Regions from separate parts of the Homo sapiens genome. Here regions 1, 2, 3 and 4 are each linked to region 5. A link is a loop called in an ENCODE intact Hi-C map of the cell type or tissue named here. Cell type or tissue: A673. All regions are shown on one strand. Region 1 has its middle 25 kb from the start of MMP13. Region 2 has its middle 13 kb from the start of MMP1. Region 3 has its middle 8.4 kb from the start of MMP8. Region 4 has its middle 40 kb from the start of MMP12. Region 5 overlaps DCUN1D5 (defective in cullin neddylation 1 domain containing 5).

Region 1 (5,000 bases), 120 kb after region 5:
CCATACTTACACAACTTGGCCATGCCATATGACCCAGTCAGCTGAAGTACAAGGTAGTCATTTTTTCCAAACATATGCCTGCCTTTATTTCTACATCAGTAATTGAATCAACTCTGAGGATTCATAGAGTTGCTGAAAACACCAAATCCTCTTGAGCCTTAACCCATTCTTTTAAAACCACGTGGAGTGTATGTAGTCATTCCACAGACAGCACATCGACATGGCCATACCCTTAGATCACTGAAACGTGTCTCACGCTATCCGGAGGATATGTTCATATCTCTCTGCCAGCTCCAGTAGTAACTGACAGTTGATGCTATCAACTCCCAATTCCTCCTCGAGAAAAGGAAGAAGATACTTTAAGGTGTTCCCTTCAGTGGTATAGTCATTGATGATTCTTTACTTAGTGAAGAAGGATTAAGACTTTGGACCTGGGGGTAAAAACACACCCTGTAGAAGCATAGTTTTATACCAGCTGAATGTATGTTACTGAACATGAAATCACAATCATCAGAATTGAGTCAAGTTTGAGAAGGCTCTCTGTATATCCCCTCTAGGCTAATTCCCATAGCTGGAGCTCTCAGGAGGTGGGCAAGCTACCATTAATAAAACTGTCGTCCAAATTTCTTAAAATAAAATTTAACTCTGAGTTTTTGTTCATTCCTTCCTAATTCACTAGGGATAGCAATACTGTGTATATAGCAAGTCAATTCTGATTACTGAGGTTGTTGGTATATTTCTCAGGGAGGAACTAAAATTAGGTTTAGGTTTAAAACTGAGCCAAGCCACTCATGTGAGAAGTTTAAGTAAAAAGTGCCAGAATAACATACAAAAGACACTTCAAAAGAAAAAAAAATTAAAAGTAGCAGGACATATTTAGTTCATCATATAAATTGACTGGCAGGTTAGAGTTGCAAGATATCAGATTATTTGATCTATATAATTTTACCACCTAGGGTTACACATCATTCCCATGGCAAAGTAGGTACATTCTCATGGTTGCTGACCACTGGCAACATACTTGGTGACCAAGGGCAGAGTAGTCTGGGAAATAACAGGCCCCTGAAATTAATTGGGTCTCCCTTCTTACCCTCAATGAAAGTGCAAAAACTTCCAGTATTCCAGTGACTCCCCGTGTAGCTTCTCTCCGAGGTAGTATAGTTCTACTACAATCCCTAGACAACCGCTCTGTTAAGACAGAGACTCATTTTATCTGTGTGGCACTGAGTAGTTTCATCTTTTACCTGTGACAAAGGATAGCGACTTTGGCATGCCCTCCCAGGCTGGCAGTCCCCGTTGTGATGGTTCCTGTACCTGAGCTATGGTGACGAGGTGACTGTGATGATCACCCGCAGGCCAGGGCTGGCTGTAGGACCTTGAATGAATCTAGCAGGTTTTCTGCTTTGGTGAGAGTCATGTTGGCTACAAAGCTTCCCAGGTTCATGGTCTTATTCTGACTCAGAAACACCCCTGTGTATGAAATGCTGGTCACTGGCTTAGAGGAGGGTTTAGACAACAGAAGCTGATTACAGTGTGCAAGGAGAAAGGGAAGAGAAATGGGAGGAAATAAGGGGCCTTGGAATGGAATAAGAGAAAGAAAAGACTGCATATTCTGCAGCTATTCACCCTGCTACAAACTGCTGTGCCCAAAGGGCACTTGGGAGATGTGCCTCCCACCCCAAATGAGTACACATTAAACAGTGCAGAAGTGGAATATGCTGTCTGGAGCGTGTGTGTATGTGTGTGCTCATCAGGGGAGCTATTACATCCACCTAGTCCTATTTTCCTGCAGCATGGACCACAATAAGAGCACATGAGCCCTAGAGCACAGCGACTGGAAGATCGACAGCCCAAGACTAGAGGTGGTCCCACAGCCTCTGCAGACCCAAAGATACACATTTAAATTCCCTCTCTGGAGATACCCAGAATTTCTTTTGGTGTTTTGGCCACAGCAGCACAGCTGTCAAATGTGATAATGCAGCACAGTAATGCCAAAAAAATAAAATATCAAAGTTTGAATTTGAGCTCTAGCACTTTCAAGCACCTCTGTATTTCACATTCTTGTGCATTAAAATGAAGATAGAAATACTTGCCTTGCCTACCTCACAGGTTGCTCTAAAGATTATATAAAATAGCATCCTTGAAACATGTAAATGATAAAGTATGTATTAACATGAAGTATTATTGGTTATTCCTAGATCCCAGCTCCCTCTCCCTCCTTCCCTTTTTTCCTTCTTTCCTCCCCTCCCTCCCTTTCCTTCCTTCCTTCCTTCCTTCCTTCCTTCCTTCCTCCCTCCCTTCCTTCCTTCCTTCCATCCTTCCTTCCTTCTTACATTCCTACTATCTTCTAAGATCTCCAAAGGCTAAGTGCTAAGCAATGGGGAGTTTGGCTTGCATCACTGGAAGTTATTGTTCAAATCATCTCTGAATGAATTCACTTATACCTCCTCACATTTAAACTGAAGGAATCATAAAGTAACAAACACTAACAGGAAGGAATAGAGGCACAGCAAGTTCATATGGCATATTTAGAACTCATTTATTATATAGAAAAGCATCTTTCAGATTTTCTAGACTAATAAATATTTTGTCCCTTTCTTCAGTTTTTGGTAGTTCTTTAAAATCTGTTTCTTCAAAACCTTTTGACTTTGGAATTAGGATCTTTAAGGTGTTGTACCAATAAATTTAGAAAAAGACTTCTGTCATTACATGATGTCTAAGCCAGTACAAACTAGACAGGGAAAATACAGCCCTGGAACAAGCTGAATCTTGTAGTTCATTTGTGGTTTTAAAATGATTAACTTGTGGGAAAGGAAAATCAATTATACTGTAATAAACCTTATTACAGAGAAAAGCTTTAAAGCAAGCACATGTTTAATTAGTAACCTAGACATTATTACTCACTCACAGCCTTCCTTGCCTTTCATGTGGTAATATATGTAATTTATTAACCATTTTGGAAAATCTGTTTTGCCATGAAGCTCCAGTTCCAGTAAATGTAATACAATCCAGAGGATTGAGAAGGAGAGGGTGATGAAGCGTATAGACCCCTAGTCTAGTGTGACTCTAAGACACTGCTATTTCAGTGGGCAAACATTTGAGTATCCCCTAGGTTGTCCTTAAGCCTAGTTGAATGAGCAAGATAGGCGGGGACCCCTCTATTCTGTTACCAATGATAAAATTGCGCTCTATCAATTTTACTGACTGGAGAAGAGTGCTTACTAAAGGCCTAGCCGACCTTACACGTTCAGATAGAATTCTCTTTTCCTCTTCTACAAAGCACATTGCTTTTACTTTTCTTCCAGCATTTGTGTCTCCCATTAGCTTGCAGAAGCATTGTGGGATCACATCTTGTGCCTACAGCTCTGCCTTTTACATAGAACGTTCTGAACCAAATTGGATTGAAGCTTGACCCTGATATGGAACTATGAGGCTCCACATAACACACAAATTTTACAACACAATGATGGTGCCAATGTTTCTAAAGGACTCAAAGCCGCCACAGAAATGGTAACCTGAACAGGTTCATCATTGCCACATTAAACAGTAAACTTCTGGGGGCATGAGTAGTGAATGCATTTGATTCTGACAGACTCTCACACTGTCCTCAGCTTTCCTCTCCCTCTCTCTTCTAGATAATATGTTACTTGAGGGTGGAGGCACTAGTTGTCTCCTATTGTTGATGATTCTTTTCCTATCTCTCTACCCCAATGTCAAATGCTGTTATAGCACATGTCAGTGCTCGAGGCATAGTTCATGAACTGCACTGAGTCTACTTCTGACATGTAATTAATTCATCCAATCCTTGTTACGTGGCTTCAACCCAAAGCCCTACTATCCTACTGAGACTGTGCTTTCCAAGGTTTTCTGAATAGCTGTGTTTCTTTAATTGTCAAGCATAAGAGTCTTTATTCCTCATGTCTTTGACTATTTTTGGACATCAGGGAATGGTTAGGGGTGGAAGCTTTTGACGCTGCTGACATCTGCCCACTTTTCAAAGGTCCTGGCATCCATGGCTTCTGTAAGGTCACACTTAATTGGTGTTTTGCTTAGTTCTCTTAGTTCTGAGATTTTTTTCTTCTGCTTTCCCATAAATGTTCTCTAAGTTTCTCTCTTCAGGCCTTTTCTTTCTCCTTGTCATCCTGCCTTTTCCTGCTTAATGCACTTCTGGCATTTCCAATGGCTCTTTCCTGAGAAGACACTGCCTCTTAAGGCTGTATCTCTAGCCCAATCTTGATCTGAATTTTGAGTGGTGGTTGCAACTCTCCATTTGAAGTTCTTGGTGGTGACACTGAACTTCACAAAGCAAGACAGTGCCTGATTGGTCCCAATTTGCGTCACCGATGTCACTCACCTCTTGTCACTTATCTCCTAATTTTTTCCCTGTTCTTTGACCACGTTGGTGCCTTTCTGTTCTTCCCACCTATCAAGCTCATTCCTGCCCCAGGATCTTTGCAATTGCTCTTCCCCTTTGGGACCCACCTCCCCTGGTTCTCCACACCGCTGGCTCCTTACTCTTAGGCAGCCTGGGGGCAGCTGCTGTCTTTCATGGAACTCTGTTCTACTTCCTCCATAGGGTTTATCACTCTCTCAGTGTGGATCTGTTACCTGTTTGTTTAAATGCAAGTTTTATGAGACTGAGTCTCGGTCACATTGTAGCCTTAGCACCTAGCACCCATTAGACATGCCATTACTGAATTCTGCATTAAGAAAACCTGGGTTTTAGTCCTAGATCTGTTACTGACCAGCTGTGTATGCTTGGGCAATTCACTTTGCCTCCTCAGACAACCGTTTTCTCTTCTGTAAAAAGATGGAGCTCTGATTTTTAAACCACTTTCCATGCACCGTCTAAGAGCCCCCCTTAGGTGTGTGTTGGGGTTGGGGAAGTAATGAGAGGAGGCCTGAGTAGGAAGTATGTGGGACCCTCCCACCCAATCTTACCCCAACAAGAATCATTTTCCTTTTATTTTGCTACACGTATTGGACTCCCATTTAAAATT
Region 2 (5,000 bases), 240 kb after region 5:
CAGCATCAAGCCCCTGACTTAGTCGATGCTCATTAAACTTTTGTTGAATGAATGAATAAGTTTGGCAAGGCAGCAATGCTTGATCCTGGGTGTGAAGAAGTAGTAGGAGTCTATCAGGCCAAGTGTGAAGAGGAAAGGAAGAGCATAGGCAATGGCATTAAGATATGAGAGAACATGTCATATCTAGGAAATTACAGGGTTTGACTACAGTAGGAAAGATGGTCTTTTCTGAGTTATAGTGTAGAGGGAAGAATATGAAGTAATTTTCTAATTATGAACATTAAATTTCTTTAAATAAATGTAACAATTGTGAAAATTATCCTCAAAGCCCATTAATCAATTAATTCAGTCAGTGAATAATTATTCAGCTGCAGCAGCAAATCTATTTTGAAAGTAGCCAGGCTATCAACAAAAAATTAAACTGTTAACATACTTGGCTAATTTACCTTGCACAAAAAGTAAATATCTGAAGCATTTCTGAAATAGATTAAAGGTGCTTCATAAAGGGGCAAAAAATATATGGCTATAAACACCCTGGCCTTTCAAGAATTTACCAAAGAGAGGTACGTGAGGATCCACATAAGTCACATAATCCCTGTAGGTCAGTAGAAAAAAGAGCTGCTCTGGGGAAGATTCCACCCTGGGGTATGGTCCTCGTAAGTGACAGATCACAGCGTAACAGGAAGCTGATTCTTAATATAACTATATTCATCAAGAATCCTCATGATTAAGGGAACATTTTCACTTTCCTAAGATAAAACTAAAGGTGGGAATTATGATGCATGACTTCCTGGCCATGATTTATGCAACTAAGGAATCTGCTGCCTTTGCATTTATTCTTAGAATCACATTTAGCTCATGCCAATGAAAGTGATGATGATAATATGACACTTTATCATATGGCTGCCTCTCAGGCAAGATTCCAAAATTATTAAGGAAGGTAACTCATTGTGTTGCTTCATGATGTACATTTAACGGAAAATTATATTCCAATGGACTTGTTTTACCTCATTGCATTATAACAATTTCCTCAAGAATCATACTTAATTTGCATCCTAGAAAATCATTTAGTATAAATATTTAGTGTGTTGAAATATTCTAATCAAGACACTTGAGCCATAGTTCCAAAAGTTTTGCTCCCAATGAAATAAAAACAAATGAAAATTTAGGGGCTCAATTTCCTCATCTGCAATGTAAGAGTAATAAAGTAGGTGATTTTAGGTGTCTTTCCACTCTAAGAGAAATTAATATTTATTGAGCTGCTATTATGTGACAAGCATGATGTACGTTGCATGTGGGGATTTAATTATCCTCAAAACTGTCATGCTGGATATTAATGTTATTATTTCCACTGTATAGGTGAGAAAACAGTATTAGAGAGGTTAACATACCCAAGAATGTAAGTCTCAAAAGTTGCAAACTCAGTTTTTGAATCCAAATCTGCCTTATACAAAAATCAGTTTTTTTTTTCACACAAGAATGCTGTTTCCAGTTCTATATTCTGTTTCTGTGTACATCTGGTAATTCAACATTTGTAATCAAGCTGCTTGGAGTACTAGTGAATGGGAGTATATAGAATTTGTAATACATGTATACAGGTAGTATTTTGATTAATATTCTAGAGACAAATTTCTTTTTTTAGTTCAAGAAAATGCCATAGACTAAGGAAATGAGTTACATGTCTGTGAATTCCTGTTTACCTTTTATTGCTGTGTAGTACCTGATCATGGGAAACAGTCTTAAAGGTCAGAAGGTAGTAAAAACAACATATGTAGTCATTCAATTTGCAAAGTACTTATCAGTTCAATTACATCATAAATAAATGGTGTAAGCATTATTATTTCCTTTTTGCAGATAACACCCAAGATTGCTCTGCTGTGATTCAAACCTGTATCATTTAATTCCAAATTCTGCACTTTGTCTATCACATCCTTTGGAGAATACTTGAAATATACATCCCCTACACATCCCCCTTCCACATACGAGATAACTATCTTCACTTACTACATCTAAAAAGCACTGAGATTGGAACGTGCATTGACTTTGGAATGAGCCCTGGGTTTAAATTTCCATTCTGCCACCTACTGGAGTTTTGGAGAAGACAACGTATGAGTTTCCATTTTTCCTCACTCACACACTCTTAAGGATCCAGATCTGAGGGATCCTGCCTCCCTAGGCCCACCTCACAACTACCCCAGGAGTTTCCAGGGACCTAGAAGTAGAGCATGGGTCTTTATGCCTGGTGGAAACAGCCCAGATGTCTCTTTCCAGTTTAAGGAAACCTCTCCCTCTCTCATGCCTCCCTGAAACCTTTTTCCTTTCCCCTCTTAGTTGAAGACATCTGACAACCTCTTCCTATGAGCTCAGGCTTTTCCAAAAGTTGGAAAGAGATATTGCCTTCATGTAGGTTTCAACTGAAGTCCTGAAGACACCTCTGAGACTAGGAGATACACAGTTCTTGGCAAAGTCAGGGAAAAATATAGAGGAAAATATAATTTTATATCTCAATATATTATCCTATGACATACTCTGTCTATAGAATTATATGTATATATTATTTTGCTGGGACTGTGTTAAATACACCTATGTATGTATAGTTACATAGACGGGTATATTTACAGATATTGAGTCATAAAGATCCAAGTGTGTGTAGGTAAAATATGTAACATGCACTGGTACCTTTTTATAGAAAGACTGCGCTAACCTTCCATGTAAATAGTATGTAGATTTGCTCTTACAACGTAGACAGCAGGGCGCTAGAAGAGCTCAGTAACAGAAGACACTGGGGGACCTGATGGGGGCTTATGACCTCAAGCTGAGCCTTAAAGCCATGGAAGAAAACAAACAGAAGCTCTAGTTGTGTAGCTTTTAAGATAGAGTTTTCTGAGGGGTTCTGGCTATAATCCTCAGAGAAGATTTCTATAAAAACTATTTTGTCCCATGCATTCTATCTATATACATTCTTCTACACCACCACAGGCATTCTACTTTTGAAAGCTGTGTGGCCTGGAAACTTAGTTTTCTTTCCCAAGACCGCAGAGGAGAACTAGGCTGTGCCTAAAGATAGGGCACTGTCTTTTATCAGCTTCACTGCAGAACGCACAGAGTCTAGTTGCAGGGTGATAGGCTGAGGCTATCTCTGCATTTTACCTGAAATTGAATTTAGTTGAGAAAGCACACACAAAAATAAAAATAATAAATCTAACTCTTATTTAGCATGTATTCTGCTATTCTGTGTCAGAAACTCTTTTCATTGCATGTGATTTAAATGGGAAATAATACATTTATATTACCCTAACTTCAAGGACCACTAATATGAAACAGGGAAGCAGAAGTTGATTTCCTTTTCAATTGATCTCTAGGATTAAATTTTTTTATGAGACGATTTGGAGAGTAGGTAATTTGGTCTCCTTTCTGAAATAGAACGAATCTCCAAAATTCTCCACAATGCAGTATGTGATTCTGAAACTGAATAGTTGCATGTCCTCAGTCTTAAGCCAAATCCCAACAAATACCTACTCATGTTTTGGTGTATAAAATGGCTTAAGAATCATTCACTTTTATCAGCTCCCCAAGACCCAACAAAGGACCCTCGCAGGCAGGGCTTATTGAAATAGTCCAGACAGCTGTCTAACCACACAAATCCTTTAAGTCCCTCTCCACTTACCTCTCCAAGAATGCCCAACAGATATTAGTTATGCCAATGTGACAAGATCTATTATCAGTAGTAAGAAGTGCCAGAACTTAAAGAATAGTAAAAAAGGACTTTGATTAAATTTGTATTTCTGGATAAATTGCCTAGAAAGCACACACTTGCATTTTGAATCTTATTTTCCCTGTCTTTCATAATATTTTTGGAGATATATACCACATAAATATTCATTGGCATAATAGGAATTACACCTAAGATTTTAACAGCTACTTGAAGAAATAATAATTTATGCAATAATTAGGCTGCATCCATTTCATGAGCAAATTAACTTCTAAGAGCTAAATTCGTGTCTGATTATTTTTGCAATTTCTAGCCTTGTAGATCAGACGTGCTTACTAAGTGGGAGTGAGTTCAGTCTACTTGCTTTCAATTTGTTCATACAAAAGTCTAGGGGATACTTAACTAACATGTGGTCCACATATACTGAGACAGTCTGATAAATATATTTTCTTTGAGAGTTCACTGTGGTTTCTTGGGTTTAACCATGTATTAGTCTGTTCTCACGCTGCTAATAAAGACATACCTGAGACCAGGTAATTTAAAAAGGAAAGAGATTTAATTGATTCATAGTTCCACATGGCTGGGGAGGCCTCACAATCCTGGCAGAAGGCGAATGAGGAGCAAAGTCAGGGTCTTACATGGTACTAGGTAAGAGAGCATGTGCAGGGGAACTCCCCCTTTTGAAAACCATCACATCTTGTGAGACTTATTCACTATCACAAGAATAGCACGGGAAAAGACCCGTCCCCATGATTTAATTACTTCCCACGGGACCACTCCCAAGACATGTGAGAATTATGGGACCTACAATTCAAGATGAGATTTGGGTGGGGACACTGCAAAACCGTATCAAACCACTTCAGCATACATAGTCACTAGGATTTCCCTCAGACTTGCAAAGCGAAAGAACTCTTACTGAAAGAAGGGACACTTACCCTTAAAGGGACACTTACCCTCAAAAGTACTAAGTGCCACTTTTTCTATTCTATTGCATGTAACCTAACATTTCCCCTGTTGAGCAAGTTTCTACAAAGCAACTGGTAAACCTTGGAGAATGGGCAGGGACACAATGAAAACATCAGCCTTTTTTCAACAAATCACCTTCCATTAAGAGAATGAGGTGAAGATAAGGAAAATATGAAAAGGGCTTTAAGAAAGTGTAATGCGCTAAGAAAATTCAGAGTGAAACTATTGGGCTGGAGCTGGAGTAACAAGACGGCAGCGTCGGCAGAGGGACAGGGGTCCTTCCGGGCTGGAGCTGCTGGCAGTGGTGGCAATGGTATCCCTG
Region 3 (5,000 bases), 320 kb after region 5:
AAATGAGGCCATGAACAGTGAATCATGCCTGTAATCCCAGCCCTTTGGGAGACTGAGGCAGGAGGATTGCTTGAGCCCAGGATTACAAGACCAGCCTGGGCAACATCAGTAAGACCTCATTACTACAAAAAAAAAAAAAAAAATTAAAATGAGGAAAATATCAACAGTTATAAAGATCAAAAGGGAAGAGTCCAAATTATAATTATTTGTAGATAATTTGATAATTTACATAGAAAACCTCAAAAGAATCAAAACTCTTAAGATGAGAAAAATTGTAATGTTTCCAAGTACATCAACACATCAAAATCATTTACATGTCTATATATGCACAATAAACAAGTAGATCAAACATAGAAAACAAAATATTAATAGCCACAGCAAAATCAATTACCTCTTTAGGAAATAACATAGCAAAAACAGAACAACCCCTTAAAAATGAGAATTTAAGACTCTATTACAGACATATAAGAAAAATAGAATATGATCTTCATGTATGGAATGACCTAATACTCTAAAGATGACAATTTTTCCAAAATTAATTTGTAAATGGGAAGCAATTTTAACTAAATTCCAATGGCAGTATTTGGGAAAGGAAAATTGATTGCAAGGCTTTTATTTATAAAAAAAAAAATACACACTAGGAGCTAAGAATTTTGACAAAGAACAAAGAAGGAGAGAGTCCCACCAAATATTAAGACATTTTACAAAACCTCTGTGACCCCAGTGGTGCAAAACTTACGCAGGAGCAGAGACATAAGCTAATGGAACTAAATACAAGTCCAGAAACATGCTTTTGGTATGATAGGGGTGGTACTACAAATTAGAAGAAAAAAAAGAATGAATCCTCAAATAGTTGTTTGGAGGCACTACATGGAAAAAATAAAGATGAATTCTGTATCCCAGCAAGTGCAAGTAACAGATACTCTTCACTGTGGAGTTCCAGCTACTGGGCACATGGAAGAATTATACTCCTTAGCCTCCTTGCAGTGGGATGGGACCACATGACTAGTTCTGGACTATGACTTGTGCTTGGTTCTGGGCTGGAACATTTCATTGCTTGTGCAAAACCCTTTAGAAATCTTTTTTCAACCAACATGACAGAGAGAATTCAAGATCACAGCTTCTCTGGAGGTCTGTGAAACTGGGTCACTGCCATACACAGAGGTCCTCTGTCAAACCATAATTGACACATAGCACAAGCAAGAAATAAATCTGAGCTGTCTTATAAGACTAAAGGATGCAGGGCCTATTACCAAAGTGTAATTTTGCTTATTCTTTCTGATGCAGACCATGCACAAAAGTATACTTTGAATTGGTTAAAGACTTCAATATGAAAGGTAGAACTAATTCAACAAAATACATAGGAGAATATTTTGACCATCATAATGTGGGGAAGAATATCTCAAATAACACCAAAAAAGCATAACTCATAACGGGCAAAGCTGATAGTTTTGATTACATTGAAATTAAAGAATTATATTAAATGAGAAACAGAGAAAGTGTCTGCAACATATGAAACTAAGGAAAGATTAATAGGTGGTTCAGAGAAGAAATTCTTTTAAATCAACATGAAAAAGGTAAGAAATCCAGTAGAAATGCAGGCATGGAAATAAGTTGGCTATTATTAGAAGGGGAAATCTGGGTAGCTGACAGCATATAAAGAGATATCCAATCTTACTAGTAATCAACGGAATACCAATGTAAAAAAGATACCTACTTATACCTACCAAAAATGGCAGAAATTAGAAGTTCTGGTTATATTAAGTGCTGATAAAAACATGGGGAATATGAACCCTTATTTACAGCGGGCAGAACTGTTAATTGGTGCAACCATTGTGAAGCAAAATCTGGCTGTATCATAAGAATACCTGTATTCTAACCCCAGTAGTCCCACTTGTAAGTATTCATTCTGACTGTGATCCCCAGGAGACTTGTAGGGCAGCCAATACAGAACTATTTGTGAGAGCGGGAAGCTAGCCACCGCCTGGATGGCCATTGTTGGTGAACTGACACTTAGAATGTGATAGCCCTTATCAAGTAAGCTAAAACTGCCACCCACAACCTGGCATTAAGATCTGTTAACAGAGGACAAAATAATGTGCTTAGGAACATTGTGACCACTGTGGAGTTTCTCATTCTGCATTCTCACCTAAAGCAAACTATTCATTTTAATGAGCTTTGGCCAAGTCTTTAATGTCCAGTTCTCCCACTAACCTACCTAGTTCAAAACCTGGGCTCATCCTTACTAAATGAGATAAATGGGATCTATTTGTTTTACATTCTTATTTCGAAGAAGACTGTTGATCTGACCGAACAGTTCACCCTCCGAATACCCCAGTGGACTTTGGCGCCCTCTGCTGGTTTTACAGGGGGCATGATGACCACTAGCATGGCTAAGAGTGACAGGTCTCAGCCATCCGTGACTTCATTGAAGGCCACTGGTTGCGTCTGCTATACACCAGCTTACTCTGGGAGCATTAAGCCATAGAAAAATATCTGGATGGAGACATTTCAAAATGTTAACATTGGTTACCTCTAGAAGAGGGGACTGAAGTAGGGGGAAAGGGGGTTAGAAAACTTCACATTTACTTACCGTACTTCTGAAAGTTTGGAATTTTTTTTTTAATAAGCATGTATTTTTGTATTACTAGACTATTTAAAAATAAGTGATTTTTAAAATAAAATAAATCGTTTGAACAACACTTTCTATATTGCTTTTCGTGCATTACCTCCTTAAAGCCCACGGCTTTGAAATAAGAACGTAAAACAATATAGCAATATAGAAAGTGCTCCTATCCTGTGAGGCTTTTTTTTATATTTAATTGCCAGAGAACTGTAATTTTTATCTGTTATTTTGCACTCTGTGTTAAACATTTTCTACACATCCATATTTAATCTTCACAACATTCCTATGATGTCAGGGCTATTGTTACCACCATTTTACACGCAAGGAATTAAAACTTAGGGATGTGAAGTGAACTGTGTCTAGGGTCCCACAGTAATAAGTGGCCAATTAGGGATGTGCAATTAAGACAGAGAGATGAAGGAACTTGTGCAAGGTCAAGCAAATGATAGAGTGGAGTCAAACCCAGGTCTTCGGATTTCCATTCCCCATGCTAAAGAGAAACAGGCTGTCTGTGAGTACCTCGGGCTTGTCACTTCAGGTTCCTCTGATGTTTGGTCCTGATGTATGAGGCAACCACATCTGTAGAATTTGGAGGAAGAAAGAGTCAGAAAGTTCCCATAATGACCTTAATGTGACATTTAAACTAAAGAAGCTACTCAGGCAGAAGGTCAACTCCAGTAGAAGACTTTGTGGAGACTGAACAGAAAGAGCCTTGGAATTAAACCAAACTTGGATTCCCAAATTCTGCCACACATTACACATCTGCCAGTGTGTGATCTCAGGTAATTCACTTAACCTTTCTGATCCTCAGTTTCTGTATTGCTTTTAAAAGACGTAATACCTAAGAAATTTACATAAAAGTGACTTTGCAAAAGCCTTTATGACAGTACCTCACTTCTAATGAGTATTCAGTAAATACTCACATATTCTTGGCATGGAAAGTCAAAATGGAGAACAGGGTGGGTGCAGGTTATCCTGGAGTTATAGGGCATGGTCTCCTAAAGGGCTTTTCAAATCACATGCAGACCACAGATCCTGAAGTGCCCTTCCCTGTGCAGTCAGTCTACACATTTACTGACTACCTCCATCTCTTCTCATTGAGAATTATTGCCTGTAACAGAAAGATCAATGGTCCCAAAAATGCCCACATCCTGACCCGTGAACATGTTAGCTTACATGGCAAAAGAGGTTTCACAGGTGTGATTTGGGTTAAGGACCTTGAAATGGGAGATTAGCATTATCTCAGTGGGTCCAATCAAATCACCTGAGTCCTCACAAGTGGAGACCCTCCCCCAACTGTGATCAGGGAGAGACAAGAAGATGGAATAAGGGTTAGAGAGAAGTGATATTGCTGGTTTTGAAGATGGCAGAGGTGGAAATACAGGCCAAGGGATGCAATAGCCTCTAGAAGCTGGAAACAACACAGAAACTGATTCTCCTCTATAGCTCCCAGAAGGAACACAGCACTGCTAACATATTGATTTTAGCCCAGTGAGACCCATACCAGACTTCTGACCTGCAGAATCGTAAGGCAATGAATTTATCTTGTTTTGAGCCATTGGACGTGTGGTTATATGTTACAGCAGCTGCGGAAAACTAATCCACTGCCCCTGACAAGCCAATGTCACCAAAGGGCATATGTGGTGTCTTTCTGATATTTTAGGTTAAAAAATAAATTCAGGTTGAGAACCATTGATCAAGAGGAGTGAGAACAGAATCTAGTGGGGACTATATAGATGTGAGACAGTTTATTGAGATGAATTCTCACAGACTCCAACAGGCGTATGTGGGTGACAGCTGGTTGGGCTCCAAGGGGGATGGGAGCCAGATGTGTGGTGTGAGGAGCAGGTGTGTGATGTGAGGAGGAGCAGGTGTGTGGTGTGAGGATTGGGTGTGTGGTGTGAGGAGGAGCAGGTGTGTGGTGTGAGGAGTGGGTGTGTGGTGTGAGGAGGAGCAGGTGTGTGGTGTGAGGAGTGGGTGCGTGGTGTGAAGAGGAGCAGGTGTGCGGTGTGAGGAGTGGGTGCGTGGTGTGAGGAGCGGGTGTGTGGTGTGAGGAGTGGGTGTGTGGTGTGAGGAGGAGCAGGTGTGTGGTGTGAGGAGTGGGTGTGTGGTGTGAGGAGAAGCAGGTGTGTGGTGTGAGAAAGAGCCGGTGTGTGGTGTGAGAAGGAGCGGGTTTGTGGTGTGAGGAGCGGTTGTGTGGTGTGAGGAGTGGATGTGTGGTGTGAGGAGGAGCGGGTGTGTGGTGTGAGGAGTGAGTGGTGTGAGGAGTGGGTGTGTGGTGTGAAGAGGAGCAGGTGTGTGGTGTGAGGATTGGGTGTGTAGTGTGAGGAAGAGCAGGTGTGTGGTGTGAGGATTGGGTGTGTAGTGTGAGGAA
Region 4 (5,000 bases), 140 kb after region 5:
TTTTTGAGACAGGGTCTCACTCTGTTGCCCAGGCTAGAGTACAGGGGCACCATCTCTGCTCACTCTCACTACAATCTCTGCCTCCCGGGGTCAAGCGATTCTCCTGCCTCAGCCTCCCAAGTAGCTAGGATTACAGGCGCCTGCTGCCACGCCCAGCTAATTTTCATATTTTTAGCAGAGATGGGGTTTCATCATGTTGGCCAGGCTGGTCTCGAACCCCTGACCTCAGGTAATCTGCCTGTCTTGTCCTCCCAAATTGCTTGGATTACAGGCGTGAGCCATCACACCCAGCCTATAATACATTTTTCCTTCCTTCCTTCCTTCTTTCTTTCTTTTTCTTTTCTCTCTTTTTTTTTTTTTTTCCAGAGTCTTGTTCTGTCACCCAAGCTGGAGTACAGTGGTACAATCTCAGTCTCAGCTCACTGCAACCTCCACCTTCCAGATTCAAGCGATTCTGGTACCACAGCCTCCTGAGTAGCTGGGATTACAGGTGCATGCCCCCATGCCTGGCTATATTTTGTATTTTTAGTAGAGATGGGATTTCACCATATTGGCCAGGCTGTTCTCAAACTCCTGACCTCAAGCGATCTGCCCACCTGAGCCTCCCAAAGTGCTGAGATTACAGGCGTGAGTCACCACACCTGGCTAATACATGTTCTCTAACCATCCATCTGTCGATGGACATTTAGGATATTTCTACATCTTGGCTGTTAGGAATAATGCTTCATTGAACATGGGAGTGCAAATACATCCTATTTTCAGTTGTTTTGAATAAACATTCAAAAGTGGTATTGCTGGATCACTTGGTAGTTCTATTTTTAATTTTTGAGGAATCTTCAAACTCTTGTCCACAGTGGCTGCGCAATTTTACATCCCCACAAACAGTATATTAAAGTTCTAACTTCTTCACATCCTTGTCAACACTTGTTATTTTCTGTTTTATTTAATGATGCTATCCTAACAGGTGTGCAGTAATATCTCATTGTAGATTTGATTTGCGTTTCTCTGATAATTAGTGATGTTGAACATCTTTTCATATACCTGTTGGCCATTTGTATGTCTTCTTTGGAGAAATGGTTATTCAGTCCTTTGCCCAATTTTTTTAAAAAATGGGTTATCAGTTATTTTTGCTATTGAGTTGTAAGAGTCTCTTATATATTTTGGATATTAATCCCTTATCAGATATATGGTTTGCAAATATTTTCTCCCATTCCATAAGTTGACTCTGTTGATGGCTTCCTTTGCTACACAGAAGCATTTTAGTTTGATGGTGTCTCACTCGTCTATTTTTACTTTTGTTGCCTGTGGTTTTAGGGTCATATCCAAGAAATCAATGTCAAGACCAATGTTATCAAGGTTTTTCCCTATGTCTCCTTCTAGAGTTTTTGTAGTTTCAGGTCATATATATATGTCTTTAATCCATTTTGAGTTGATTTTTGTGTATGGTATAAGATAAGGGTCTAATTACATTTTTTGCATGTGAATAATGTTTTCTCATTTTTAAAAGTTGAGTATTGAAATCTCCCACTGTTATTGTACTGCTATTTCCCTATTCACTTCTATCAATGTTTGCTACATATAATTGGGTCCTTGGATGTTGGTTGCATGTATGTTTATAGCTGTTTATCTTGCTGGTGAATTCACCTTTTTATCAATAAATAATGTCCTTCTTTGTCTTTTGTCATGATTTTTGACTTAAAGTCTATTTTATCTGTCTTTGAGTTCACTGATTCTTTCTTCTGCTTGACTAAGTCTGCTGTCGAACCCCTTATCTTAATTTGTTGGGCTACTATAACAAAACACCTTAGACTGTGTTGCTCATAAACAACAGAAATTTGTTTCTCAAAGTTCTGGAAATCGAGAAGTCCAACATCAAGGTGCCAGCAGATTTGGTGCCTGGTGAGGGCCCACTTTCTTCATAGAGGAAGATCTTTCCACTGTAACTTCACATTGTATTCTGCAGCTCCAGAATTTTTGTTTGGATCTTTTTTATATTTTCTCTTTGTTGACATTCTCATTTTGTTCATGTATCACTTTCTTGAGCTCTTTAAGCATCTTTATAACATCTTGACTTTTTTCAGGCAACTCATATACCTCTGTTTCTTTAGGATCATTTTTTGGAGGTTTATTTTGTTCCTTTGATTGGGCCAGGCTTTCTGTTTCTTTGTATGCCTTGTAACTGTGTTGGGATCTACACATTTGAAAAAACAGCCACCTCTCCCAGTCTTTATGGGCTGACTTTGAACAGGAAAATACCCTCACCAATTATCCCAGCTAGAGATTCTGGGGGTCTCTCAAACTTTTTCTGTGGGTGCATTATCTCTGTCTTTGAGCACATAAATTCTGAATTAGAGGGATTTGCCAGTTTATTTTTGGAGGAGCTCACGATCTCTTGCTCCCTCTGGTGTCTGTCTGCAACACTGAAGATTTTCTGGAGCTGCTTCAAGCTGCCCCATTCTGTTTTGGCTTTAGCAACCTCCAGGCTTCTAGCATATTCCAGGTCCTGTCAGTGCTGTGAGACTAGGGATACAGAAACCAGTGTCTTGGGCAGCTCCCAGAATAGTTGGAACATGGACATACATGGAATTCTTCTCTTTCTACCCCAACGAGGAGGCTATGGAGCTGTGTTGGCCTCTATCTGCTATACCACAGGTCCTCCTAAGCAGTATCAAGCTGCCCAATTCTTTTGTTGTCAGTGGTCCCTACATCTCTATATTGTCAGGTCCTGTCAGTGCTCTGAGACAGGTGAGACAGAAACCAATCCCTTGGCAGCTCCCTGAAAAACTAGAACATTGAACACATGCTCCAGTAATTTTCCTCCCCAGGGAAAAGCCAGGAGTTGGTGGTTTTCTCCTACTTATTTTACAATGAGCCAGGAGGAGCAAGTACATCAAGTGAGTGCTGCAAATCTTCACCTTTGTTCTTAGCAGCCTTCAACCTGACACTCTTTCCTGTCTGCACTTAGATTCAGGCAAGACAGAAACCAGTCCCTTGACCAGCCCCCTAAAGAGTCTGAATGTTGGATGTACTGTCTAGCCTTCTCTTTCCCTCCGCAAGCAGAAGACAGTAGCTAGAAGTTTTCTTTTGATAATTCACACTGAAATGGGAGAAAGGACTATGGTGAGTGAGTGCCATGAGTTTTTCTACTGGCTTTAGTGAGGCTGGTTTTGCCTTCCCTTGAAGTGCAGGAACCTCCTAACTTGTTTCTGGTTTTCTTATAAAGGGAATTGATTTATGTATTCTTGTTGATTCAGTGTCTCCCCGCAGGGAAGTAGAGTCTGGCCCTTCCTATTCTGCTATCTTGCTGACATAACCCCTTAGATGGTTTATATTTTGTGGTTTGCATCTTAATTTGCCAACACTCAGCAAAGTATAAATTTTACTGTATGAAAATTATACATATTTTACTGTATGAAAATTATACATAATTATGTATGTAAATTATACTTCAATGAATATGACTTAAAATAAACTAATAAAAAAATTAATGTAACAAAAAGTTTAAAAAAATCCAAACAACGATATAACCTAAACTCTCCTGGATATTCTCCCTTGATACCCAGCAATTTATGTATCATTAAGTTCCATTTAGAATACGGCTTTGTATCGATAAAATTTTCTTTTCTTTATATTTTTTTGGTAGAGATAGGATCTTCGCCATATTAGCCAGGCTGGTCTTGTACTCCTGGACTCAAGCAATCTGTTCACCTCGGCTTCCCAAAGTGTTGAGATTACAGGCGTGAGCCACTAAAATAGGCCAAAATTTTCGAATGTATGGTCTGTGCTTACCTCTGGTTTAAATTTTTTTTCTTTCTATTCTCAAGTATGATTTTAACCAAATTCTAAAATTTTCAATACCATGGAGAAGATATCATACAGGGTTCATCATTTCTAAATAAAAAGTAAATTTCATTCTACATTCATCACTGCATTCTCAGTGCCTGAAAAATGTCTGGTACATAATAACGTTCAGTAATTTTAAAAAATATATAAATGAATAGAATGTCCTTTGACAATTCACTGTCAAAGTGGTTAAGAAAATTAGGCTTCAGAGTTAGCTCCTGTTTTTGAATCTTGACTTTGCCAGTTAGAAGCTGTGTGGCCTTGGGTAGTCTGAGGCTCATTACCTCTGTTTGCAAAAGGGGATAATAATAATGCTTATGTCACATGAAAAGTGCTTGGCTTAATGAGAGCTTAACAAATGACACACTTCCCTTGTCTAAGTGTTGTTATTCAAATAATAATTTCTCATCAATTCTTTCCTACACATTTTCTTAATTGGCTGATTACTAGCAATCTGTGTTCATTCCAATCAATTTTGAGGAGACTTGAAATGCCAACAAAACTGTTTCTTTACAGCATTTCACTTTTACTCTCAAATATAATTACATTACTCATTTCCACTTTTAGCAGTTGATAGAACCTAGCAAATGACCAACATAAACTATGCCTTCAATAAATGTCATGTTCCTTATTCACATATTTATACCCACTGTGTTTAATTTTCTCAAAGTTCTTCACTTGGTACAAGAACTATATTAGAGTGGAGCCACCTCATCTCATCTATTCCTATCTCATTCCACTTGCTTTCCTGTTCACAAGCCTGACCCTAGCGGGCTTCTGGTCTGATTTCCTCTTGTTTCTCCAGTTCTAGTTTCCAGGAGGCTTTAGCTTCTGGCTCTGTTCTCTTGGGCTCCTCACCTTAGCTCTCCTTACAACCACTATTACTGATGAATCATAGGATATCTTTCTCCTCCATGCCTCATCCACCATCCACTGTCATGAAAGAAAAGCAACAGTTGATATCCTGCAGGCCCAGACGTTGACAGTGTTTGTTATATTTGCTTCAAGCTGTTGTTTTATTTCTATTAACAATAACTTATTATATATGTATGTACAGTATATTATTAAATATATTTATGTTGTAGGAAAAACTGGGTTCTTGTCACACGACCAAGAAAGATTGTTATGCGTGTCCGTGTGAAGAGACTGCCAAACAG
Region 5 (5,000 bases):
TATGAGGTTAAAATTGTGGATTTTAAAAAGCTAATAAATACTTGAAGTGAATATATAGAGAGAGCCAGATTTCCCCAAAACTCTGTGAGCTGTGTGTGTTTTGTGTAGAATATTAGCCATAATTAACTTTTCCCTTTTTTTTTTTGGAGACAGGGTCTTACTCTGTCACCCAGGATGGAGTGCAGTGGTGCGGTCTCAGCTCACTGCAGCCTCGACCTCCTGGGTTCAAGAGATTCTCGTGCGTCAACCTCCCAAGTAGCTGGGATTACAGATGCCTGCCACCATGCCCAGCTAAGTTTTGTATTTTTTTTTTTGTTTGTTTTAGTAAAGATGGGATTTCACCATGTTGGCCAGGCTGGTCTCAAACTCCTGCCCTCAAGTGATCCCACCCACCTCAGACTCCCAAAGTGCTGGGATTACAGGTGTGAGCCACCACTCCTGGGAAATAATTAACTTTTTCACATAGAAAATAGATCACAGATAAAAGCTCCTCACATATTTTGAAGGTCAAAAAAAAATTTGCTGTTGCTAACAATTGCCTTTGAACCATGAAAGAGGAAAAACTAACTTTATTTGAGCAACTTGTCATTTGAGACTTAAACTAACTTATCAAACTTAGCAGAATTAACTTGTGAGTATTGACTTAAGTGAAGTTAGTTTATATACTTTACTATTCTGTCATGCAAATAAAATGGCTTAGAGCAAGTTCATACACAGTTACTTTTATCTACAAATGTAGAAATCTTACCTATTTGAAATTTACATTATTCCCTGAAACTATGCCTATTGAGAGAGAGTTTATAGAAGTATTATCTGAGAAACCTGAGTTTGATTTTCTTTTTGTGACATTCCTGTTAATGTCACTTTTAAACAAGCCACTTAACCTATGTCATTTTCAGTTTCTTCTGTAAAATGGCGATAATGATACCTACCAGTATTGTTACGAAGTTCAAATAGGCCCTATCCACAGCACTTAGTAGGTGTTAAATGAATGCGTCTTGTTACTTGAACAAGAAGTGGTTAGTTATGATAGTTTATTTTTTTCTGACAAATTTACTGTCTTTTATAAAAAGAAATAGCTAGGATTTCCTGTGTTATCCTGCCATTTTTATAATCAAACAAAATTATTAATATTCTCCTTAGACTAAATCATTAATTTAACAAATCTCAAGCATCTACTATATGCCAAGAAGTATTCTAGGCCTGAATATATTGCAGGGCACGAAGCAAGACAGTAATTTCGAACCTTTATGGGATTTTTATTTTAATTGGTTAGTAAAATAGTTTATCATTTGGTGACAAGGTTATATGGGGAAAGTAAGTTGAGGAAGGGGCCCAGAGAGTGTGTGAGGATAGGATTACTATTAAGTAGCATGTACACTGATATGTGACATTGAGCAGAGGCCTGAGGAGGTGAATGGTTGTGCAGTGTGGATATCTGGGAGGAGAGCATTCCAGGCAGAAGGAATATTACATGCTAAGGCCCTGAGCTGGTACAGAGTGTAAAGAAACAGTAAAGAGATCAGTGTGACTGTAGTGAACAATAATAGCATTTTAGGGAGAATTAGAAAATGAACTGAGAGAGATTGGGAGTAATAATCCTGCCTGATTGTAGGTAATTACGTAGGGCATTATAGCCCTTTCTCAAGAGTAGGACTTTACTGAGTGAGCTAGCAAGCAATTAGGATTCAGATCAAAGCAAGGATGGAAGCAGGTAGTAGTAGGAAGATAATATGGTAAATCCAGGTGACAAATGGTACAATTTGAGATTAAGAGTAATGGAAATAATAAGTGGTCAGATTCTGAATGTATTTTGGTGGTAGCACCAAAAGGATATGCTGATAGAATGGATGTGAGGTATGAAAAAAAGAATGATCAAGGTTTTTGGCTTGAAGAATGAAGTGGGCATTAATAAGATGGCGAAGACTCAGAGGAGCAGGCTTAAGCGGGTAGATTGAGAGTTTACTTTTGGATATGTTATGGTAGACTTGTCTGTCAGACGTCCAAAGGAAAATGTAGAGTGGGCAGTTGGATATTTGAACCTGGAAAAGTAGAGGTCTGGGCTGGAGATAAATATATTTGGAAGTCATCAGTGTGTAATCTTATTTTAAGTCAGGACATGGATGAAACCACTTAGAGAGTAAGTGTAGCCAGAGGATAGAACTTAATTGAAGACATATGATCGATGAAATTCAAGGCCAACTTTTGTGATTTTTCAAATAGAAATAAAATGTTAACATTTTCTACCACACATATACAAACCATTACTTTCTATAGTGTTGTAGAAGCACTAAGATTTAAAAAGCAAGATTGATAATAGTTGCCAAATATGTAAACAAATGGCAAATTAAATTGAGGAGGGAGTGTCACTTTATTCTTGGAATAAAGTTTTTGTTTTGAAGTAATACAGTTTTTTATATTAAGAATAACAACATCTGGAGTGCTAGTTTCTTTTTCTCATTGTTGGAAATTGCTATTCCAATTCAATTTGACAGTTTTAGCACTAGAGGGCAGGCTTGCTTCTAGATTGTGAAGAGTTCTACATGAATTAATATAGCCAAACAGCGCAGGTTGAACATCCTTAACTTGAAAATCTGAAATTCAAAATGCTTCAAAATCCAAAACTTTTTGAGTGTTGACATGATGCCACAAGTGGAAAATTCCACACCTGACCTCATATGATGGGTCACAGTCAAAATGCAGGTGTACAACAGTTTACTCTGTTCCCAAGAGAAAAATAAAATTAGCTGCAGGCTATGTGTAAAAAGTGTATATGAAACATAAATGAATTTCATGTTTAGACTTGGGTCCCATCCCCAAGGTATCTTATTATGAATATGCAAATATTCAAAGATCAAAAAAAAGAAATCTAAAACACTTCCGGTCCCAAGCATTTTGGATAAGAGATATTCAACCTGCACCTACATTCAATCTCAATTAATGAATGCAGTTGTTTCTTATGTGACAGGTTTGCCATCTACTATGTTTTTTTCTAGTGCTAGGAAAGCATAAAATAAGGCTAATTGATTTTAGTACATCTAGGACTGGCAGTTGACGCTAATATACATTTGAATATAAATGTATATTTATATTCCAAGGAGTTTCCAAGGAAACTCAAGTGTAGCTTAATTATACTCAGATTTGATATAGAGGGTCTTCCACCACATATATGAATATTAAAGCCAGTCAGAAGAAATCCTGGACATGAAAACATTTTTTCAGGAAATAATTAACTATGTGCTGGGTATTATTATATGAGCGTGGCTACAAAGATGAATAAAATATAGTCCCTGCCTAAATAAGCTTTGTTGTAGCATCTTACAGCACTTAATATCTTGTGCTGTATCTATTTAAATGTCTTTTTCCCTTCAATAATAGAAATCCTGACTCACTTATTTTTGGTGCCTCCAAGTGCCCATCACACAATTCAGTTTACAGTGTTTGAACATGTGAATAATGAGAGAGAGAAAAATAAGAAAACGGTCAGGGAATTGGGGCCTTTGAAAAAACTTATTTTCACATTTTTACCCTTAGAGAGATGCTTTTCCTATTAACACGTCTAAAGATTATGGAGACAATTCTAACCTTCTATCTTTGCTCCCACTACTTCTTCAAGCAGACTTTAACCCCATTCCTCAAGAGCAGTTATTGGCAGCCATAGAGAGTGGGAGGTCAAGCCTTTTTTAGTCATTGGAGTAAACAGGAGACATAGATGTGGAAATTGGGAGGTTCTCTCTATCTGGCTTACGTCAGTTTGAGAAGTTTGACATGAAATGGAACCTTCTGGAATGAGGTTCTTTTTCCTGCTTTTCACCTGGAAAGTTTTCCCATACATGGTCCTCTTGCACCCCTAGTCCTTTTAGGGTACCTATTTCTGTGTGCTAGTTCTTTCATTTCCTTGTCTGTAACATGAGGATAATAATAGTCCTTATCTAATAGCATTATTTTGAGGATGAAATGAAATACAGGCAGTAAATATTAGTTACTCTTTGCTATCTGGAAAAACATCAATTGAACCTCATAGGATGGACTTGTGTTCAATAAGTGTTATATATAGTAGAGTCAAATGGAAAAATTGAACCACTCAGATACATTTTTTTCATTGATACATAATAGATGTATTTATTTGGGGGGTACATGTGATAATATGATATATTCATATAATTAAAATTCATTGATACATGATGTATTTATTTGGGGGTACATGTGATAGTATGATATATTCATATAATTAAAATTCATTGATACATAATGTATTTATTTGGGGGGTACATGTGATAGTATGATATATTCATATAATTAAATGAAGATAATTGGGATATCCATCACCTTAAATATTTATGTTTTCTTTACACTAGGAACATTCGAATTCTCTTTAGCTATTTTGAAATGTACAATAGTTTAGTGTTAATAGATCAGTCATCCTACTGATATATCGAACACCAGGTCTTATTTCTTCTGTCTACATAGACATATTTAGAAATGCAAATCTCTTAGGAAATTAATCTGTAATGTCAATGATGCACACTGATTTGTATTACTTGCTTTCTTTGTAGGCAGTATAGTGAAATGGTTCATTAAATGGATGCTAAATATGACTAAATGATCAATTTACAGTGTAGTTGGCACCAAGTAATAAATGCTCAGTAACATAGCTACTATGGCTGTCTTTAAAAGTGGATTGGTTTGACTTCATAGGAAGGACTCTATTTTTAAAAAAGAGAAATATTAAAAAATAAAAAGCCAAAATTCTATGATGTCTTATTACATTGAGTCTCTTAAATCAGTTTTTTTTTAATTAAGTAGCAGGACCCTATTGCAAAATAAGTTTTACCTAGAAGCACAGTATTTAAAACAGAAAGCTAAAATACTCTGGTTAAGTGGGAAGCTCCCTGTCTTCCTCGCTGCTAGTATTATTTCTGAAAAACCTCAAAGGAACTCCTTGCTCTCTGAATAGCAGGTTTTAAAAACCACTACTTGCACATTTGCACCTTGACATC

What was found. A loop is a pair of places that touch in the nucleus more often than their neighbours do. Peaks named below come from ENCODE experiments on the same cell type or tissue, not always from the same donor. Only the 100,000 strongest peaks of a DNase experiment are listed, where the experiment ranks them.
Region 1: a loop joins it to region 5, with 2.4 times the contacts of the local background. A loop is called at or near these places in 9 of 110 quality-filtered maps.
Region 2: a loop joins it to region 5, with 3 times the contacts of the local background. A loop is called at or near these places in 15 of 110 quality-filtered maps.
Region 3: it touches region 5 in a loop (9-fold over the local background); 16 of 110 quality-filtered maps call a loop at or near these places.
Region 4: it touches region 5 in a loop (9-fold over the local background); 15 of 110 quality-filtered maps call a loop at or near these places.

Annotation. Positions count from the first base shown.
Region 1 is chr11:102,928,038-102,933,037 of GRCh38, reverse strand. No RefSeq gene overlaps it. Among named protein-coding and RNA genes, the nearest start is that of MMP13, 25 kb to the left of the region's middle. In A673, no CTCF peak of the experiment used is centred here; DNase peaks (open chromatin) are centred at 1,847, 2,387 and 2,847; H3K27ac peaks cover 5,000 bases.
Region 2 is chr11:102,808,233-102,813,232 of GRCh38, reverse strand. It overlaps the pseudogene WTAPP1 and the pseudogene CSNK1A1P2. Among named protein-coding and RNA genes, the nearest start is that of MMP1, 13 kb to the right of the region's middle. In A673, a CTCF peak has its summit at 2,082 (motif pointing left); a DNase peak (open chromatin) is centred at 2,062; H3K27ac peaks cover 2,853 bases.
Region 3 is chr11:102,730,815-102,735,814 of GRCh38, reverse strand. No RefSeq gene overlaps it. Among named protein-coding and RNA genes, the nearest start is that of MMP8, 8.4 kb to the right of the region's middle. RefSeq lists silencers at 2,270-2,319, 2,440-2,489. In A673, a CTCF peak has its summit at 2,370 (motif pointing left); a DNase peak (open chromatin) is centred at 2,344.
Region 4 is chr11:102,912,359-102,917,358 of GRCh38, reverse strand. No RefSeq gene overlaps it. Among named protein-coding and RNA genes, the nearest start is that of MMP12, 40 kb to the right of the region's middle. In A673, a CTCF peak has its summit at 2,406 (motif pointing left); a DNase peak (open chromatin) is centred at 2,398; H3K27ac peaks cover 3,128 bases.
Region 5 is chr11:103,052,866-103,057,865 of GRCh38, reverse strand. DCUN1D5 (defective in cullin neddylation 1 domain containing 5) reads left to right here. Exons shown (of 8, transcript NM_032299.4): 8 at 1-5,000. Among named protein-coding and RNA genes, the nearest start is that of DCUN1D5, 37 kb to the left of the region's middle. In A673, a CTCF peak has its summit at 2,510 (motif pointing right); a DNase peak (open chromatin) is centred at 2,515; H3K27ac peaks cover 740 bases.